Linked DNA regions of Mus musculus: region 2 is linked to region 1. A link is a contact called in ENCODE POLR2A ChIA-PET data. All regions are on one chromosome and are shown on one strand. Each heading gives the region's core, a stretch centred on a gene start or an enhancer-like site at or near the end of the contact. The rest is flanking DNA. Distances are from core to core; before and after follow the strand shown. Region 1 overlaps Aopep (aminopeptidase O). Region 2 overlaps Aopep (aminopeptidase O).

What was found. ChIA-PET counts read pairs that join two places held with the same protein, here RNA polymerase II (POLR2A).
Region 2: POLR2A ChIA-PET joins it to region 1 with 50 read pairs in embryonic stem cell. The contact joins two enhancer-like sites. POLR2A ChIA-PET finds 5 or more read pairs at or near these places in 4 of 5 experiments (Patski and embryonic stem cell).

What each region holds. Positions count from the first base shown.
Region 1 is chr13:63,269,846-63,275,330 of GRCm38, forward strand. The region is part of intron 13 of Aopep (aminopeptidase O); the gene reads left to right. Among named protein-coding and RNA genes, the nearest start is that of Gm16907, 25 kb to the right of the region's middle. Within about 2 kb of position 2,937, at least 3 of the 3 ENCODE cell types and tissues checked have a DNase peak (open chromatin) inside an H3K27ac peak, as active enhancers do.
Region 2 is chr13:63,302,459-63,307,943 of GRCm38, forward strand. Aopep (aminopeptidase O) reads left to right here. Exons shown (of 16, transcript NM_001289926.1): 16 at 1-419. It also overlaps a transcript of Fancc not described here. Among named protein-coding and RNA genes, the nearest start is that of Mir3074-1, 3.9 kb to the left of the region's middle. Within about 2 kb of position 3,408, at least 3 of the 3 ENCODE cell types and tissues checked have a DNase peak (open chromatin) inside an H3K27ac peak, as active enhancers do.

The DNA.
Region 1 (5,485 bases), core at 1,687-4,186:
TGGGGCAGTGGGGTAGCTTGTGAGCTGCGAGGCACAGTCTTCATTTGCACATGGTGGAGCTGCATTCCTTAAGCTGTCACCAGACTCCCAGGAAGCACCCCTGAAATAGACATGACATTTGCCTGTAATGGCTGTGAAATTAACGGTGTAGGTTTGTAAGTGCAGTGTCTTTGATTTCTCTTTTAAGTTGGACTATTTTCACTTTTCATCATTTAGTTGCTAAGAATAACTGCTAATGGGCCAAGATGGAAACCTTGATCCTACTAGGAGACAATTTACATTATTACTTCAACACTGTGCTGGGTGAGAGCCTGAGGAAAGAAGACCGACATCCCAGGTTTCCCGGGGCTCAGGAATTCCCAGCAGATGCAGTTGACACAGGATAGTTCTTAGCTGGTGAAATAAGAGAGCTGCTGACTGAAATGACTGAGGATAAGACCCAAAAAGCCAGAGTTGTGCCTTGCCATTTAAGACTACTAAGGGCCTTTCCTGCGGAGATTCTGGAGTCCTGCCATAGCAAATACCTGGAAGTGAAGCCCAGAGGGAGTCTGGAAAGGGGAGGTACCTGCCTTAAAGGTGCTGCCTGCCGCTTGTTCCAGTACAACAGTGTGGCTGTGTGAGAAAGGGAGGCAGGCCATTGTGTGCTCACACCTAGAGCCAAACTGGGTCTTCAGACTCACAAATGCAAGTCGTCGCCTCTACTTTGGAACGTCAGGTTTTGCCTTAGCCCCAGTTCCCTGGTCTGTGTCAGTGCAGGAGCTGTGCTGCCGGGATGGCCGGCAGGTTCCAGAGGCGGGGCCAGGTGACCTGATACCCGAAGGTGTATCTGTTTGAGGTGCTCCCACTTTCGGATGTTCCACATCACAGCCGCCTCCTCCTCTAGCAGGATCATTGGCTTCTACTTTTTGTCCTTCACTCCGCGTAGCACTTAAACAGGATGACTGAGAGATGCAGGTAGCCTGATGGTTGGGGTTGGAGGGCAGAGGGAAAGGAGGAGAGAGAGAGAGTGAGAGAGAGAGTGAGAGAGCAAGAGGAGAGCGAGAGTGAGAGAGAGTGTGTTAGTTCAATCTCCAACAGACTTTTGCTTTTAAAATCAAACCCTGAGCATTGGCGCAAGGCTGCTTAAAGTCAACCTTTACAGGAACATTTTGGGGAGTTCTGTAGAGCTTCTCGCCCTGTCTCTTTGTTGTGTATTTATATTGCTTGCTTTTTCAAAATGAAAACTACTTTGAGAAATTATGATTTGTAATGATTCTTGTTATTTAAAATATTAACATTTTTAATAAAGAAAAGCGCTCTCTTGCACAAAAGGAGACCTATCTAGCCAAAACTTTGATTTCTAAATTTGACTGAAGAATTTGGAAAAGATAAGTCTGGGGGAACTATTTTTCTCTAAAGGGGAGGTCTCCCTGACCGTTGTTCACTGTTGATTTGACCTAGAAAGCAGGTGTTTGGAAGTCCCTTCTGTATTTTTATGTACCAGGCTCCTGGTTTTTTGTATTAAAGCTTTGAGCTGAGATAGATACGCTGATTTTGGTTTGCATTTGTCTTAACGATTTATTTATACTGTTTAATCTAGAAATTACTTGTATTTTGGATTTTTTTTTTGGTCTGTTTGCTTGTATCTTTTAAAAAGACTTAAAATGGTTGCTACAGTTAAGCTTTAAATTGTGCTTAGCTGCTAAACAAAAATGGTGTTTTGCAAGAAAACAAAATGCTGTATTAATTTTCCATAGTCTTGGGCTATGGATCCCTCATCTGAAACTGGAATATATCCTAGTGAAAGCCTAGAATAAGACGGAAACCGTAACTAACTAAAATTTTTACATTTTAAAGTCTATTGTGGGCCAGGTCACACTGAAAGACTTGTATAACGTATTTGTTCTGGGTTGTTTAGAGTCAAGGTTTTTATTTCTTCCTCCCAGACAGTAGTTCATTGCCTGAAACTTAAAAATAAAATAAAAACGCTTCTTACAAATTTACCCTGTAAGCTTCCCGACAGTTCTAAATGGGCGAAGATGACTTGGATCAAACCAGGACTGGCAGGTAGCATGTGATGCTGTTTTTTTTCTAAGCATTTTTTAAGGGTATGGTTCTAGTCCCTGAAATTCCACTCAGCATCTAAAACTGGAGTGGAATTTTAATACTTAAAATTGTAAATGGGATTCTGCCCGATGCATTTTGCTTGTTTGGAGGAAACCCTTATCGTTTTGTTTGCGTCATATCTTCAAATGCCCGCTTCACCATTCTGGTAAACAACTGTGCGTGCAATGATAATCAGGTTTGAAGAAGCAGTGCTAGGGACGGTGGCGAATGAAGTGATTCTGTTGTTGGAATCGATCTTCCCTCGTGACCAGAATGCCAGTGGTATGTCCTGGGAGTGTTCTTCATCAGAGCTGGTGGCAAACCCAGGAAACTTATTTCTGGCGCCCCTTTCCCCTTCCTCTTTCAGGTAACTAACTGTTCCTAATGATTTGGTGTGAGAGGTTGGCAGTCGCCCCCACCCCCCACTCCTAATTAGCAATTATGCAGATTGTTTACCAGAAACCGGCTGGGCAGCTTTTTCTTCTTCTGCCCTCCCTCCTAGACCTACACGCTGCTTCCAGGTGACCCAGGAATGTTTTGCTCCGCGGGAAAAATCAGATTGTTTTTCATCCCGGTTCTAACTGGAAAGATCTTCAAGGAAGTGTTCATGGGACCCAGTGTAATGAGGGGGCCTCACTTTAGTGAATTGGAAGGAAAGTGCCATGCTAAGCCCGCCTTTGTTCTCATTTGAATCACAGGCTGTACTGGGACTGGTCTGTATGTTGAGTAAGTGCGGGGTGGGAGGCGAACGCCTAATTTGTGGAATTGCGGGGGGCGGGGATGTTAGGGCGGGGCGGCCTTGTGGATTGGCTAGAGCAGAGAGGGCGGGGCGAGCGGCCCTTATCAGCCTACGCCGGCAGGTGCAGGTCCCAGGTCAAGGTAAGGAGGCCACGGCTCCCTTGTCTGCCCCTGCACCCTGTCCGGGACTTTGCTGCTTTGTTCTCCCTTGCTGAGGGCGTTTCTACTCAGAGTGCGTTCCAGGGCTTTGGGATGAGGGCGTTTCTACTTGGAGTGCATTCCAGGGCTTCGGGATTATAGTTCCTGGCAGGTCCTGGAGAAAAGATCCGCAGAGACACCCTGCCCTGCAGCAGGGAGAGCTTGAAGGACACTCACTCCAGCAGGAAAACAGCAACGCGCGGTGGCTGGCTCTGGCTTTGTCTGGGAATGTTCAACAGGTTAAGTTGAGGTTCTAGACAGCTGCACGTTCAGGCTCTGCTCAGATGGGAACCCAGAGCAGAGAGCAGAGGCCGCACTCTCCCCTGACTTTGACGGCATTTGTTTGCATCGCCCTGCAGTGCACAGTGTGTTCGTTGTATTTCTGCCTCGGCCGGCCGTGATTATTCCTCCTCGCAAAGGTCTGAATTAAGAAGCTAAGCTGGAAATGAGCGGGGCAAGTGGTTCTCAGCTTGTGGCGTTAAAGTGAGTGATTTCTGGGTCTCCTCACGTTGAGGGACCTGTAGCCACTTTTTTTTTTTCAGGTTAGTTTGAGTTTTATTTGTTTCCATTTTATAATTGAACATATTTAGGGGGTGGACTATGGTGTATTGATTCATGCATTGTGTAAACTAGAGTCTTGCCTGGCTTTGGAATAATGACCGTTTTAGTTGGCGTGTTAACAGCAAAGCGATGGTTGGGAACGGGAATATGTGCTGTGGTGCCTTGTTTTTTTTTTTTTTTTTTTTTTTTGAAAAGTTTCTCTTTTTAAAAATTCAGTTATGTAATTTAATTACGTAGGAAAATTTTCTCTTAAGATGGAAACCTAGCTTCATTTCTTCCTCTTAAAAAAATCAACTATTGGTAGGTTCCAAGATAATTCATACAGTTCCAATTGGATCTGAGGAAGAAGGAAGGTCTCTACGGCATTTTCTACTAGAGATGAAATAATCAGAACACTTAGAATGCATTATCATTTCAACAAAACAAGTCTGGACTTTTCTAAATGGACCCATTGTACCTATGCAAAGCGAGATACAAACTGGCCAGAAGTTGAGCAGGTTTATTTTTGTGAAATTTTTAGCAGTGACTTGATGCCTTTGTGATGTTAGGCAGCAGCTGTCCTGGGGTCACTAGCGTCCATGCCAGTTCCTGAGGAAGAAGCTGAATAGACTCAGACCCACACCTTGCAAGGGACTGTGCATTCCACAGCTACACAAAGGCTTCCTGGCTGCATCCAGCCTAGAGCTCACAATAGACCTCAGACCTGAGCACCTTGGGGCCAGTCTTAGGCTTCCTGTACTGGGGTGGCTTCTGTACTTTTGCCAGTGCTTGGTCACTCTGTGAGGAGCATGGCTTTGGATAGGGAGACTTGGTCAGGCTCCTGTCCCTAATGCTGCTTGCACATCTGCAGACATCAGCTTCTCCTGTACACCATATGCGGGTCCAATACAGCCTCCATCCCCTTTAGGTTTGAAAAACACGAATACTCGGCCTAAAAGTCCAAAGCTGCTTTGTTGTTTTTTTTTTTTTTTTCCCCAGAAGTTGTTTGTTTCTTTCCCTTGCATGAATATTCTTGAATTTTTCTGAGTTGATCCAGGGCATAAAACACCCACACTAGGAATCCCAGAGTGTCAAAGACGAGGCCAAACATGACTCTCCTGCCTTACACAACTTAGATTACTCTATAAAGTGAGACTGCCACACTGGGTAGCAGTTGGACAGTGGTACCTAGCAAGCATTTTATTCAATAACAACCACGTGCTTTATTTTTCCAGCAGTAATTCATGTAGTAAGACTTGGCCCCCTCTTCTAACACCCTGCTGTTTGTCTATAGTTGTGGTTGACTGTACGTATAATGATACAAAAGAAACCAACTTGCAAATTGTAGACATATGCCAGAATCTGTGGGTAGTTTAGATTCGGTACGAAAGACAGAAGAACGTTAGGGGGAAAAAAATCTGGCCAGAAGGACATTTATGTTGTACAGTTCTTTCTGTGAAGAAGAAAGGCCAGAGCCAGGGGTGAGGGGACATTGTTTTTTTGACTTCAGATGAACAGCTAAGAGTAAATTTCATTTCGAAACTGTTTCAAAATGATTGTACCCACACCTGAGTATGTGAGGAGAACCACTCTGAGCAGTGACTTCTCTGGGCTTCCGTTGCCTTTCTCATTCCTCTCGTTATGAGCATGTTTTTGTGGCTTTGTTTTTTACACTGAATTTTAATACTTGTTAGCAAATTTAACATGGAGGCCAGGCATGCTGGTCCTCATACAGTAGTCCAGTTTCTTCATCGGTGGACCCTCATCTTCACTGAGCCTGGTCCACTGCATCGGAGACATCGGAGCCGCCGCATACAGTGCTGATAAAACCTTTTAGGTCAGAACATTTGAAATTTGAGTTCTTTGAATTTGTTCTACTGTAGAGCAAATCTTCTGTTCTGAACACTTGCCTGCAGCTCTGTAC
Region 2 (5,485 bases), core at 2,158-4,657, 33 kb after region 1:
CAGCCTGGTACTAGCGGAGTCTCAGAACAAGCTCTAAGCTCTTTCAGTCACTGTCTAGAGAACGGTGCTTGAGACTGAGCCATCAGTGCAGTCACATGAGCCCAGCCAAGGCAGAGCGGTGGACAGAGGAACCAGAAGGAGCATCCCACTGGCTGGCCAGGCTTCTGCACCCAGACCTGCTGGGTGACAAAGGCTCTAGGACAGACTGAGAGGAGCGTCCGCACAGAACCATTGGTTTTCAGAGCCTGGGCTGTAGCAGTGACTGCATTTGGATGGTTGCAGGGGACTTGCAAATGGTTATCTGCTTTGTATACCACAATGGTACAAGTATCAAAGTGTGTTAATTCTACTTAATGTTACCCTGATTTCTGTGAAGACTTGAAATAAATGGCTGAGTCTATGCCTTCCTGCTCTCAGAAGCACTCTGGCCTTGCTTAGAGGTGGACTAAGAACCACACACCCTGTAAGGCCCCTCTGAGAACCTCAGTGGCCCATACCTCCTCTGAACTGGAGAGAGCAGCCAAGCACTGGTTTAGTCTGGTTTTGTTCTTTGTTCTTAGGAACCACTAAAGCAAAACAAAGCTGTCGCCTAAGGTGGGTTTTGTTCAGGGATCAAGTCCCTTGTCCCCATGGGTCACTGAGCCCTGTGCCTGGCTGTGTCTGGCTTGGGTTCTTGCCAATGGGTTTCAGGTAAGTGGAGATCTCACTGGAACCAGATGCCCATTTCACAGCTTTGGTGAAGGATCTGTGGTAGAGCTGTCCTTTGCCACCTCTGGCTGGGTGCAGAGCAAGCCTATCCTCCCCTCTCCTCTAGTCCCCCACCCCAACAAGTTAGGCAGCAGCTCCTGCCACCCATAGCTGCACCAGAGGCCCATGAGGCTGTGGAAGCAGGCTTCCCTCATCTGGCTGAGACCTCTGGAGTCAAGAAAGTGCAGTCTCCATTCTTCCGTGAGCCACCTGACTTCACAGGACACAGAACATTGCAAACGTTAACTTGTCAAATAGGATGCGAAGCAGGGTCTGAGGGCGGAAGAATGGATGTCTAGGGAGGCTTGACCTCCTCCTCTGAGCTGTCTCACCCAGGGAGGAGTTTGCTCTATAGCATATGGTTCAGGTGATGAGTGAACTGTTGGCGGAGGAAGGATGTGGATCATCACCCAGGCTCCTGCTCCAAACCACAAGTGGGCAGAGCAAGAAGCTGGATCCCTGGGTCAGTGTTTGCTGTAGACCACTCTGTAGTGCTTGGTCTTCAGAGCTTTGGTGTCCAAGCCTTAGGCAGGGGCTTGGAACCCCTCTAAGGAACTCTCCCTCCCACCACTCAGATGTGAGACTGAGCCTGTGTTGAAAGCCTGGAAGCCTGAACCTGAGTCTGCTCCTCTGTCCCTGGAGAGACTGAGACTGTCCTTGGTGGTCAGGCACACTTGTTGCCAGCACTATTTCCATGCCGTTTTCTAGCCTCACTTCATTCCTGGAGGAAGCTGAAGGGTGAGAGAAACCCAATGGGAGCAAAGTGCTCTACCACCAGGCCCATGCCTCCAGTAGGTAGAGGGGCCGGGACAGGAGGATCCGTGTGAGATAACTGCCAAGAGGTGAGTGGGATAGCAGAAACACCAGCCTCTTAACCCTGCCACTGAATACTGTCATCGTCATTGCTAAGCAGATGTCCATCACTTGAGAACAACAGGCCAGGGCTGGGCCAGCCTGTTCTCACTGATCCCACCAGAAATGGCCTCCTTCCAACCAAGACAGCCTAGAGTTACTCCATCTCTTCTCCAGAGGAGACACACCCCTCCGTGTTATCTGGGATGCTTCCGACAAGGATTAGAGCAGGCCTCAACCGGAGTGAGGCCAGGGCTACAGGAAGGGGGTGCATCTAGATCATCTGATGTTGACCCCTGGGCCATGGTTCCCTGCACAGGAGGAAACATCAGTGCCCCCACTGTGGGCTATCCTTCTGCATAGATCCTGAACCCACTGTTTTGTCCCTCTACATAGATCCTGAACCTGGCCTAGGAAGGGAGCCATCCACACTCGGATTTGTAGAAGAGAGTTGAACCCCAGGAAGGGGCAGAGGTTGGCTGGCTGGGAGCTCACCACCTTGTTTGTGAGCCTTTGGACAGAAGCCAAGGGAGAGGTACTGGGAATTCTGGCTGGACCCAGGCAGGAAGAAGGGAAGGGTGGGGTTGAGAAAGTCCCAGAAAGGACTCTGGGCGCTCTGACTCAGCTATTCCAATAGTACTGGAGGATTTTAAAGCATTTATGTATTTATTTATTCAAACGAATTTCACATCAAAAGAATGAAATAATTGATACTATAGCAAGGTATTCTTGCTTGTGGTGAGCAGAAATGTCATAGAATGTCCCCAGGGTAGAAACCAGAAATGGCAGATATCCCAAAGTAAGCAGTCCTTACCAAACGCAGAGGGTTTTTCAGGGTCCACTCCAGGCCAGTGCCAAGTTCCTACCAGGTTTTTCTCCTGACCGTGGCTTAGCAGGACATGGCTACACAAGCCCAGTGAGCGGCCAGCTAGCAGGGGATGCCACACACACAGGGATCTCTGTTATCCACAGCATCACCTTTGCCCCAACTCTCCAAAGCAGCTATGGCCCAGGAAGCAACAGAAAGCAGTACTTAGAGGATGGGATCTGAAGGGTTCACATGCAGAGCTGCTTGCTTCAGTCCTGCTGGTCCCCACCAGGCTTATACAGAGACGGAGCCAGCCAGTACAGGAACAGCACTGGCCTGGTAAGGGAAAGGAGAACACCCCGCCCCAGCTACACCTGCCAAGTAGTCCTGGGTGCTGGGCCTGTGGCCTTAGCTGGCCTGCTCCCTGAGTGGCTGGGCTGCCATACCCATTCCCACAGTATGTAGACACCTTGCTGCGGCTTAACATTGTTTCCAAAAGCTCAGTGGTTATTCAGCCCCTTGGAACACTCTCTCCCTAGGGAGTGGCCTAGCCTCATCACATCTCTGAGACTCCCAGGGCTGGCGTGGGTGGGGAGTGCCTGGACCTCCCAAGAAAGGTTTCAGGGAGTAGTCTCAGTGAGGGGGGTGAACTCACCCTAGCCACAGTGAATTCGGGGGCCCCTTGGCTGGTCTGTGGGGTTTACGAGGTGGGAGGGAGGAGCAGCCATCCGGCTATTCAGGGGACGGTTTTATGGCCCCCTTCCCACCCATTGATGCTGTCGGAGAGATTGATGAACCAATAAGGCAGTTCTCTTCAGACCAATGACCAGACAGTGTGAGACAGGGAGGAGACTGGGGCAAGCGGAGGAAGTTTCCCAGGATGGGGTGGGCTGCTGAGGAGACCGGCTCTTGGTGTTGGCATGTGTAGCCCCAGTGGGAAGACTGGCCAGAAAGAAGCCCTGCCTTGGTGGTTGATCCCGCTGGGAGTGTCCATGTCCGTGTTCTCGGAGAAGCATAGGAAACAAGAGGTACAGTCACCAGAATGTGGCCTCAGCAGCTGGCGATGGCCCCAGAAACCTGGCATGACAGGACGTGTGTGCAAGCTTGGGTTGGAGATACAATGCCCTTTCTCTTCAGCTGGCTTGTAAAATCAAATCTGGCCAATTCAGTGAAACAGGCTTGGGCTGGCTTATGAGTCCCCGAGGACAGAACAGGAATGAGTATGGGACCTCTCCCATCTGTCCTGGGTCCACCACTGTCTCTTGTCTGTATAATGACCTTACCTAGGCACTGGCAGGGTGGACCAGGAACATGGACGGGGCAGGCCCTAACCGGCTGTCCATTCCATGGCATTCCAGGAAAGCGATCCACCAGACTGTGTTCTGTCCTGGCTACATAGCTTATTGTGGCTATGTCTGGATACAGAATGTCTGGATACAGAGTAGGTGTGTGCCCTGCGGCTTCTCATTTCTTAAGCCACCTTTGTCATTTTGCCTATAATTTCTTACACACACACACACACACCTTTAGAGCCTGGTACCCAGCTGTAGCACTCAAGAGTCCCAAGTTCTAGGAAGTTCTTGTCTACTCCAGCAGGTCCTCCCTTGCTGCCCACTGTCCGATGGATTAACCTATAGGAGAAGTGTGGCCTTCTAAACCAGGTGGAACTTGAGGCTTGAAAAGCTGCGGGGAGCCGAGCCGCCTGAGCCTAACACAGCCTTACCTCACTCCTCACCTTCACACTGCAGTGTTGAAGGTGCTGGAGGCTCTGTGGCCTATGAAGAATGGAGATAGCTGTGAGGTTTATGTTGAGTTATAAAGTGCAATAATGGTTTAATGGTAAAAAATTGCAGTTGTAATTTTTACCTATTATACTATGACCAGGAAGAAACAGGTACAGAGGTGGAGGTCTCAGCAAGCCTTGAGGTCGGAGGGTACGTCCTAGAGTAGGATGGTGACAGGACAGAGGCTAGGAGTGTGGCAGATGGAGCCTCAGGATGCATGTCAGAGCACATGGCTCCAGCCCTGGAGAGTACTTAACTAGAAACCTCTATTCAGATGCTGGACTCTAAGTCCTGGGTGCTACCATGCTGCTACAGCACGGGGGTTGCAGATGTCTCCTCCTCAGTCACAGATGGCGCTCCACCTGCTTTGCTTCCTTCCTCCCACCCCCTCCATTTTCTCTCTCTGTAGATCAGATAGCAGAAACTGAACTCTGCACAGCTCGCTCCCTTCTCACCTGGGCTCTGCCCTAGCCAATCACTGGAGTAACACTCACTTCATTGTTACACACAACAGACATCCTCCCCCACAGCCTAGCAAGCACACAGACAAGCACCTAGCCTCACAACAGCTCCCCAGAGGCAGCACAACAGCCCATGTGTAGTGTCCTTGAGGGTTGGCTTAGGACCCTCAAAATTCCAAAGACTGTGACACTCAAGTCTGTATAGAAGATGCATTCACACTGTCAGAACACACAGCCATGGCACACCCTCCCTCAGGCTTGCTGAATAACTGAGAGTCACCTTGGCCTTCGGATCCTCCTATCTCCATCTCTCTAGAGCTTGGACTGTGCATATCTGGACTCCTGAAATCCTGGGGACAGCCTAACTCACATAGATAGGGCCTTTCCCCAAGGTTAGCTGTACCAAGTAGCCCTGGCTGTTCTGTGTATTGAGCCTCCTAGCATCTGAGAGAACTCCCCAGGTCCTCATCATTGGGATCTAAGCCATCTGAAATGGGAAGGGGACACCTAAAGCAGGTGTGTATTACAGGGTGGATGGAACTATAATTTAGATTTCAATGGTTTTTTGTTGTTGTTGTTGTTTTGTTTTGTTTTTCAAGACAGGGTTTCTCTGTGTAGCCCTGGCTGTCCTGGCACTCACTTTGTAGACCAGGCTGGCCTCGAACTCAGAAATCCGCCTACCTCTGCCTCCCGAGTGCTGGGATTAAAGGCGTGTGCCACCACGCCCGGCTCAATGGTTTTATTGTGGTAAAATAGTCACAGCCTAGAATTCACTGCTCTGGTGTTTGGAGAGCGCACTTCAGTGCCGTGTCTAATCACCGTGTGACCACCAC